Linked DNA regions of Mus musculus: region 2 is linked to region 1. A link is a loop called in an ENCODE intact Hi-C map of the cell type or tissue named here. Cell type or tissue: left cerebral cortex. All regions are shown on one strand. Each heading gives the region's core, and the rest is flanking DNA. Links, peaks and the distances in the headings are about the cores only.

Region 1 (5,122 bases), core at 598-4,597:
GAGACCTTGTGAGATGACCTACCTAAAGCTACAGAAGGCCGGACAGAAACAGGTGGCTGCAACCCTCTGCAGAGGCCAAGCGGTTCTTGAGACACCAAATGGAGGTGTTAAGGCCAAAACAGTTAGTGTTATAACAGGCTTCAAAAGCAGCCTTACAGAATCTCTTCCCAGTGTTGTCATACACACACACACACACACACACACACACACACACACACACACACACACACACACACAGAGGCTGGGCCAGTCCTTGAAGTTGGCTGACCTGCATCTGCACGAGAAATGACTGCTGGAGGACAGTGAAGCTGATTCCAGGAGGGAGAGGAGGAGCCAGGAAAGAGTAGGGGAGCACAGGATTTGTGTGCAGAGCAAATATCCCAGGGCAGAGACTAAATAAAGGCAGAGGTGTTGTGGAGTGAGGGTAAATCAGAATGCAAAGCAGGCGCTTGTGCAAGAGCTGCAGCCCTGAGGGTCTGAGTGGGAAGCAATTCTGAACGCTCTGGGAGCCTGGGGGAGTTTGAGCATCTGCATTAGGAAGCTGGTCTGCTTGGTGTGTGGAAAGTGATAAAAACATAGGGTCTTAAGGTCTCTGTACGTTTGGCATGACCCGCAGGAAAGCAAGCACAAAGCAGACAAACATGGGCCCACAGTCTAAGTGGAATGAAACCTACCCACTGCTGTGGCTTATTAGAAGGTGGACCCTAGCTTGGTCTTCAGGATGATACAAACCCTGTGACAAGCCCTTAGGTCACTGAGACCCTCAACGGCGATGGTGGGATCCCAGTCTCCTCTCCCTCTTGCCATGACAGGTTGCCCTCATCAGTGCTCCAAAGCCACAGGGCTCCAGAATCCTAAACCTGAATAAACCTGTTCTCCTCATAGGCTGCTTGTCACTGGCATTTCACCATAGTGATGGAGCACAAACACCGCATCCCTTCTCTAAGGAAAAGGACACAATGGCACGACAGTAAAAATAATAATAGTAATGATAATAATTAGGAGGCTAGACAGATGGCTCCACAGAGCACTGGCTGCTCTTAAGGGGACCCGGGTTCAGTTCCCAGCACCCACATGGCAGCTCACAGCTACCTTCAGCTATAGTTCCAGGAAATCGAACACTACGCTCTGGCCTCTGAGAGTACCTATACATATGTGCACATACACACAGAGACACATTAATAAAAGTAAAATAAATCATTAAGAAATAAACCAAACTAGGTACAGAGTTTTGCAACAGGGTACAAAACAGCAGCTAGGGTCCTGGAGCTGATGTTCCGCTAGCCTTGGAGTAAGCTGTTTCTTATTACAGCATTGGGGATAGGAATTACCACCACACACCATATCTCACACACATACACACACAAACACTCACATACACACACCACACACACTCACTCACACATACTAACACATATACTCACACACATACACAAACACATACATATACCATCCACACTCACTCATATTAACACATATACACACACACACTCATACTCACACAAACACATACACATACCATACACACTCACTCACACACATACACTTATACACACCATACAAACTCACACTAATGCACACACCACACATGCACGTATACACTGACACCCATACACTGACAAACACTCTCTCACACACACACACACACACCACCACCACCACAACAAACCTAAACATATACCACACACACAGCTATCAGCAGCCCTGGGAGACAGAGCTGTTGACTGATTTCTAAGGTGTATCTCTTAGAGAATGGAGCTATGGTTGGTATTTTATGCCACGCAAAACAATTACTTCGAGTATGCATCAGTTGGAACAAAGTCAGGCTATTAAGCAAAGAAGATGAGATAGATAACATATGCTTTAGATTTAAGCATGGAAGGGGTATCTAAGCATCTTAACGACATTTTGTGGCTTCTGAAACTACACTGCCCCAAAAGGTATCATGGACAAACAGGTTCAAAAGTTAAGCAAAATTTTTAAATTAAGTAATAAATATAAGCTGTCCTACTTATATCTTTTACTTAATTTCCTTCTGTAAATAAAATTGCCAGGTAATTTACAAAGCCACTGAGCAAGTATAGGGCTGAGACGGAAGACTGACAAGGTCAAAGGTGTCAGACCCACAACCCCTCCCTCAGCTTCAGGCCAGCTTGTGTCACTTGCTGTTTGCACTTTGCTGGTTAAAGTCCCTGGAAAGGCTGCACTGCTAATATTCTGCAGGCGATAGTCACACTTTCCTGCCTGTTGGCTGCATTGATGCCCTCCAGACTCAGGAAACAAGAAATGCAAACCAGACACTAAAGGCAGAGGGGTCTTTTCCTTCCTGGGTCCCCTCAGTTTCCCCTTTCTACCCCATCTTACACACATGCATACACACACACACACACACACACACCACTCTACAAATACTCCATAGACATTCTCCCCATGAAAAACATACATACTACACACCACAAAGCACACAGGCACACACTCAGATCTTACATACCACATAGACCATACACATTACACAAATGCAAAGCAAGCCCGTAGTGTCTCACATGATTTTGTTCCCCCTGCCCCTATATCTGAGGCTCACTAAACTGATTTCTGGAGCAGAAGTTTGGAAAACACAGACTTCGGGGGAGACAGAGGAAGCCCACAGGCCTCTGTCAAGGGGATCTTTGGTCTATGCTCTGCCCTTGACCGCTAAGCAGAGCGAATGCTCCTGGGAGTACTGACCTAAGACCCAGCTCTGGCAGAAGGCTTCCTCACACTGGCGGCTGCCAAGAATGAGAGAGGTTGAGTCAGGCAGCCTGCCAGTGAACCCGAAGGAGGGGCCCGGGAAAGTATGCACAGCTTTCTATCTGGGAAAGCCCCCTACAATTTCTATCATCTCTTCATTTCACAACACCTTGTGTGTTTTCCAGATCATTTCCCAAACTTCAGCTGGCTGAGTCACGAACACAATTAGTTAGCTCTCTGCATCTCTGGACCTCAAATCCCTTGAGTTAACCAATCCTAGACAGGAGATAATCGAGAGAAATATTGGGTGTGTTCTAAACGTGAGCAGATGCCGCTTGCCATTGCTTCCTGCAGAGCACAGTGGAGCAAGTACTGACGTAGCATCTACACAGTATTGGGAGTTGGGAGTGATCTACAGGTGGTTTAAACATGGAGAAGAGGGGTGTGCATTCTGTATGAATAATCTGTCACTTCGTATCCAGAACTTGGGCATCTGTGGATCTGGGTCAGTTCACCACAGATCCTGGGGGAGGGGTTATTGTAGTGAATCTCAGACAGCTTTGGAAGAAGGAGAAACAAAATGACATGGGATCTGGAGGACAGGGACAGAACTGAATATAACAGAGATCACATAGGAAGGACACGTACTGATACGGCAGAGGTCGGGATGGATTGGACCGTAACTTTTCTTCAGCCATGAAGCCAGCTACTTAGTAGTTGAAGCTGGAAATACTGGACAGAGAAGAGGTCATGTTCATGCTTCAGACACTAAATGGAGCAATCCCAGAAATTACCAATTGAGAAAGAAAAAGGAAAGTCAACAGCCCACAGTCAGCAGCAGACCCTGCTGGGCCAAGGAATGTAACCATTGTTTTTCCAGGCTCGTATCCAACCAGGAAATCCTTCTTACTGCTTCCAACAGTTCATCCCTTTCCACAGAGCTGAGGCCTCAGTCGTGGCTGATTTTCTCTTAGAGATTTAGTTCATGCCCCCCATGAGAACAGGAAGTCAGGAGTTCACAGGCTGGAGAGCCAGAGAAGACATTCGCTGCAGCTGGAGTCTGAGGGCAGCTGGAGGCTTTCCTCAATCTGCTTTCCTCAAGGATTGCTGCCCTACATGTTAATCTTAGCTTAACATGACCATCACAGCAACACATAGACTGATGTTGGTCCAAGTATGCCCCAGACAAACTGACAGGTGATATTAACCATCACACATACTACCTATCTTAGCTTTGTTCCTACGGCTGTGAGAAAATTCACACAAAAAGCAACTTAGGGAGGAGAGGGTTTATTTGACTCACAAATCCAGACTGCAGTCCATCATTTTAGTCAAGTTAGATACACAAGCAGCTTGTCCTGTCACACCCGAAGTCACGAGCAGAGAGAAGAGACACTCTGTATCTATTTTTTTATGTATCTATATATATGTATCTATCTATGTATCTATCTATCTATGTATCTATCTATCTTGCCTGCTAGCTTTTTCACTCTTACACAGTTCAGGGCCCAGACTAGGAAATGGTGCTACCCACAGTGGGCTGGATCCTCCTACATCAATGAACAACCTAGACAGCTACCCCCAAGACATGCCTACAGATCAACCTGAACTAGAGAGTTCCTCATTAACCCTCTCTTCCCAAGTGATTCTACTAGCTGGCACACCACCCTAGGAAAACAATATCACAGTCTAACTTAAATCTTATCTGTTATTAACAGATACCTAACCCAGGATGCTGGGGATTAAGTTTGTTTCCTAATACAGCCCTCACTGGATGGCCAACCTAGCACCAAGTTCTAGTCATTATCTTCCTACCCATTTCTAACCCATCCCCAATCCACTAACCCTGGTCCAGAGATGGGCAAGGGTTCTGTCTGGGAGCAGTCACTTCCAGGGGACTTTGTAGAGAGCTGGGGAACGGGGGTATGGAGGGTGGTACTGGTCACATGATGGGCTGAGTGCTACAAGTATTTGATGAGCAGAGGCCAAGGATGCTGGACCACTCCATCATCTAACTACTGTCTTCTATGATATGTCTATGGATAGATCTTTGAAGGTGAATTCCCTGTTTGGACTTAAGCTTAAAACCTATTTTTGTTTGGCATTTAACTATGTAATTTTTGGTACTGGACTACATTTCTCAACACTGAATGAAATTTTCCCTAAAACGACCTCGATTCTGAAGTTCACATCCCAACACTGGCCTTATTTCCATTCCTAATTCCAACACTATCTGATAGCAGATCTCCCCCTCCCCCAACCCCGCCTCCGCCTCTAATCATCTATCTCATTGGTTTGGCCATGACTCCCCGCCCACCCCACCCCCCATGTTGTTTCCACAGCAGATCCACCCTAGCCATTCTTAAACCATCTTAAACCCCTCTCCACAAAGCCA
Region 2 (5,122 bases), core at 634-4,633, 150 kb after region 1:
TAGACTCATTACATATGTAATCATTTAAATGTAATCATTTAGAGCCTGGGCAGAAATCTATAACCTATGAAAATGTTCATTTAAAATCAGGTCAGGCACAAGTGTGCCTGGCTTGTTCTCATCCCAGCTGCCTAGGAATGTGGGCCAACCTCAGCCACATAGCAAGAGCCTGTCGTACACATATGTACAGGTGTAGAGGTATGTGTGCATGTATATAGGTACTATATAAAATACAGAGCCCAGAGCCTGTGATGCTTCAGATGGCCTCGGACTTCTCTGGAGACCTGGGGAACGTGTTAACAAAGCCTTCCCTAACCCCATGGAAGCCGTGTGTCCCTGTGTGCATTGGTCCTTTGGTGTTTGCCTCCCTCTGTATTGCAGAAGCTCTTTGAGCAGGGTCTCAGTTCCTCCCTGTGGCCCCCCAGCCCCTGTGACAGTGCAGCGCTGGCACAGACAGTGCCCACAGCTACCGAATGAATGAGATCTGAAATTGAAGCAGATGACTGTTCTGGCTGTTTGTGTAATGAAATAACCACGTTTGTGTGTTTCTATGCATCACCTTTGTGTCTGCATCCTTTTATATTTTTGTCTGGAGCCCCACTGTTGTATATCGACAAACCTAACACACACCGGAACCAGGACTCTGGATCTCAGGTGCTGCTCCTTTAAACTGGAATCCGTGAGGCAGAGGTGCCGTCTACAACCCGTTCCTGACAGCAGGACTTGCATTCTGGCATTCTGGATCCACACTGCTGTCCCTTCCAAGTGTTACTGTCTCTCATTCCTCTGTCTCTGAGATCCCTTCTGCTCTACCTCAAGAGACTAAGAGGGTGAACACAGTTTGTACTTTTCATCTTCCTTACAGAGAAGGAAATAATAAATTCATATTTGTTCCCAAGAAATGCTTTGTTGATTGATAATAGTGACAAATTCCAGTTGCAACCAAAGTTTGATTTTGGGTTTTTTTTAAAGATGCTCCTGCCTCAGCTCTAGGTGCTCAGATCACTGGCTGTGGCCTGACTCTTCCAAGGTGAAGAAACATCACTGCCCAAGGTCAGGCACCAGCAATAGACTAAGGAGAAGGTGCCGCCTAAATCAGCGTTCTCAACAGGTGGGTTGTGACCCCCTTGGGAGTCAAATGACCCTTTCACAGGGATCAAATATTAGATATCCTGCATGTCAGGTGTTTACATTATGATTCATAACAAGCAAAATTACAGTTAAGTAGCAATGAAAATAATCTTAGGTTGGTGTCAGTACACCATGAACTATATTAAAGGCTCACAGGATCTGAGAACCACCGCTGGATGTCCAGCTTGCTGAGCCAGCGAATTCATTCAGGTTTCTCACAAGAGCTCAGACAAGGACTCCCAAAGGCCCCGTGCCCAACTCACAGGCAGTTCGACTGGGCGTCTCCTCAGCCTCAGCCATTGCACACCGCGCTTGCAACCCCGCTGAGGGTTCTGGGGATCCTATAACTTCTTGACCTTTGAGTTTTCTAGGCTTCCTACATTTTAGGGGCTTCCCTTCTCACTCCAGGAGGGAATATTTTAATTCATTACATTTGAAACTCATGCCAGGCGGTGGTGGCACACACCTTTAATCCCAGCACTCGGGAGGCAGAGACAGGTGGATCTCTGTGAATTGGAGGCCAGCCTGATTTACAGAGTGAGTTCCAGGGTGGCCAGGTCTACACAGAGAAGCCCAATCTCGATAAATAAACACACAAAACTCTTAATATCTCCCTCCCTCCCTTCCTTCCTTCCTCTCCCTTCTGTCGCTCTTCCCCTGTCCCTCCCCCTCTCGCTCTCCCCCACCCCTGTGTGTCTGCTGTGCTGTACACATGGGTGTGCACACTCCTGAGCAGGAATGTGAGTACACAGGTGTCACACATGTCCGTACCCATGCGCACATGTGAAGGTAAACATAGGATGTTGTCCTCCACCCTATCGTCTTGAAACAAGACCTCTCACAGGAGAGGAAGCTCACCATTCTGCCTTAGCTGGTTGACCAGTAAGCTCTGGGAATCTCCCTGTCTGTGCCCAATGCTAGGACTGGGTATGAACAGTGAAGTCTGGCTTTTTTGTTAGGTATTGGAGGTTTGTACTCAGGACTTCACACTTGCACACCAAGCACTTGTCCGGTGGGCAGTGTCCCCAGGCCCCATTCAGCTTTTTCTTACAACTCTTCTCAGGCTTACAGTGATCACAGAATTGCTGGTCTTGAGGGCATGCGTAATACACATGGATTTCTGTGATGGAATGCTTTTTTACTGGGATAAGTCTTTTTCTCCACCTGGAGGAACAAAGGCAAGAAGGAATTCAGTCTTCTAGTGACTTGCAAGTCCCCTGCACCCCTCACTCCCTCAGCCTATGTCAGCAGAAGACATTTCGCAAAGGGGCTAACGATAAAGATGAAGACAGGAAGTTGGCAGAGTAGATATTCTGGCTATGGGGGGGGGTGTCTTGGGAAGAAAAAGGAAAATGCACATAGTTAAAATTACTGATGATGAACTAACACCTTCCACCCAAGTGTTCTGGATTCTGTTTAGAAGTAGCTGAGGAAAGAGAGAGTGATCAATTGTTCTTTCGCTTGTTTTTATTTGTTTTTACAAGATGTGTCCTTAGCTACTTAAGGAGACCCTTTGTTGCTACTGCACTGCCTCCCCAGGCTCGTAGCACTTTTCATATTCTGGGATCTGACTTACACAGAGGCAGTGCCTACAGGTGCATCATGCACTGGGAAATCTTCCTGAGAACCACACCACCATCAGGTCGACGGCAGCTTTGTGCCCATCTGACGTCCATCTGACAGAACATCTCCTTCTCAGGTGGGCCCTGGAAGTATAAAGACCCTCTTTTGGCCCCTTTGTTTCACTGCTACTGTTGCGGACTTAGAAGCTGACTTCTGGTGAGGGCTGACTAGGGCCTGGTCACTGAAGGTGCATTGACAGGATTCGCCACTAGAGGGAGACAGGTCACCCCATTTGGACTTAACAACTTGGCTGCCATATTAAAAGGGGATGAGGGAACTTATTCTTGTTGGCTGTATTTGTTTTTTGTTTTTTTTCTTTTTGTTTTTGGGTTGTGTTTTGTTGTTGTTGTTCTTGTTTGTTTGTTTGTTTGTTTGTTTTGGGTTTTTTTTTTGTTTTGTTTTTCCAGACAGGGTTTCTCTATGTAGCCCTGGCTGTCCTGGCACTCACTTTGTAGACCAGGCTGGCCTCGAACTCAGAAATCCGCCTGCCTCTGCCTCCCGAGTGCTGGGATTAAAGGCGTGTGCCACCATGCCCAGCTTGTGTTTGTTTTTATAGCGAGATAAGGTCTCACTGTGTAGCCCCAGCTGGCCATCAAATGACTGTGTAGGCCATACTGGTGGTCTACATAAAGGTCTGAGTGCTGAGATTAAAGGCGCGCAACACCAGGCCTTGCTTAAGGAAAAGATTCTTTTTTTTTTTAAGAAAGGAAGATACAAACTTTATTAGAAAAAATAACATAAAAACAAGAAAGGAAATGGGTTTGTTCAACGGATGCCTTGGTGGATGAGGCTACTTTTAGCTACACTGGCTCCCCACCCCCAACCCCCCTGCTCACACCAAAGGGCAGGGTCCATCTCAAAGCAGCGCCACAACTGTAGAGTCTCGTCAGCTGCTGCTGATGCCACTGTGGCCCCATTTGGACTCATTGTAAGACCCAGGACCCGTGCTGTGTGACTTTTGAGCTCAGCCACCTTGGCCATGGTTGGATACTTCCAAATACCCAGCTGGTTCTGGGCAAAGCCGTGACCTGAGATCAGCTCCTTATGTTGGGGAGATCAGTGGACAGAGCACACCTGGGAATGCACCTCCACAGCACTCAGACAGGCCCCTGAGCAGACGTTCCAAATGCAAATGTGCCGGTCACTGGTTCCTCCTCCTGTTGCCAGGATATTGGACTGCCAGGGACACCATGCAACAGCCTTGACAGCACCTTGATGTTGAGTGAATATTTGCAGGGGAGCCCATCCACTTTCTCCAGGACCACTGGGCCACACGTTGACAATGTTATCATTGCCACCACTTGCCAGGTGTCGTCTATCCTGGGGCCCAGCGAAGCCCACATACTTCCTGGCTATGGCCACTCAGTGTGGCCACATGGTGTTCTGCTACCCGAACATCATGGTGGTGGATGTGGCCAGACCGTGAACCACTGGACAGGATATAGCTGTTCCAACTGAGAGAGCTTACTTGAGCGGAGTGACAGGTCATGTTTCGAAGTCATTTCTGCTGCTGCACATCCCATAACTGCACCTCAGCATTGCTGGTGCCCACAGCTAGGTAGTTGCCCTCCTTGATCCAGGCCACCGAGGATATGTAGCCCCCAGGCTGCTCCATTTGCAACAACTGCAGGATGTCACCAGAACCAGCGTTCCATAAGTACACACTGTTGTCCAGTGCCACAGCCAATACATTTCCAGAGCTCCAATCTACAAAATTCAGGTAGTAGTCATTCCGGATTTCGGGGGCATCAAGATTCCTGTCTGGCAGAGAAGGGATGCATCTGCAAGCCTTCCTGCTGGAGCCAGGCGTGCCTTTCTGGCTGTAGAGTGCTTTCAGTCTGTTCTGGTAGCCTTCTGGGGCATTCTGAGGTTTGCCGCTGAGCCTTCCTCCACATCAAAACCGTTCAGGTTGAGAGACCAGGCTTTCTGATGCTCCTTTTTCATGGGCGTCCCCCTGTCTTCTGGCTGGTTTTCCTTGCTTAAGAGGAAGCTGGCCACCTCCATTTGAGAAGCACTGCGTTTGGGGGATAAAGCGGTCACCTCCAGGTTTGCTAGGGGTGGTCTGAACCTTGGAACTAGATTTGCCAGGAGTTCGGCCCTGGGTCCAGCGCGTGTGATCTGTTGTGGCTCGCATCGGCGAGGGGGCTGGGCCTGTGTCTTCCTTTGCTTTGCACTGCCAGCGAACAACCAGGGCATTGGGGATGGGTGCATCCCGTTGAAGCAGTGAGTGCAAATCGCTCTCTAACACGAACTGTGCCGTGGCACGGCTACCAGGGTGAGAGGCGACCAAGCTCGATCCTCACCGGGCTCCTGGGCTCTGAAAGCCACAGCTCACACCAGCCCAGCCCCTCTCTGTACTCAGCTTTCC

What was found. A loop is a pair of places that touch in the nucleus more often than their neighbours do. Peaks named below come from ENCODE experiments on the same cell type or tissue, not always from the same donor. Only the 100,000 strongest peaks of a DNase experiment are listed, where the experiment ranks them.
Region 2: it touches region 1 in a loop (2.7-fold over the local background); 11 of 42 quality-filtered maps call a loop at or near these places.

What each region holds. Positions count from the first base shown.
Region 1 is chr16:91,360,008-91,365,129 of GRCm38, forward strand. No RefSeq gene overlaps it. Among named protein-coding and RNA genes, the nearest start is that of Ifnar2, 10 kb to the right of the region's middle. In left cerebral cortex, for the core only: no CTCF peak of the experiment used is centred there; DNase peaks (open chromatin) are centred at 2,791 and 3,653.
Region 2 is chr16:91,509,622-91,514,743 of GRCm38, forward strand. It overlaps Ifnar1 (interferon (alpha and beta) receptor 1), which reads left to right. Exons shown (of 11, transcript NM_010508.2): 11 at 1-902. It also overlaps the pseudogene Gm7856. Among named protein-coding and RNA genes, the nearest start is that of Mir6367, 15 kb to the right of the region's middle. In left cerebral cortex, for the core only: a CTCF peak has its summit at 2,958 (motif pointing right); a DNase peak (open chromatin) is centred at 2,951.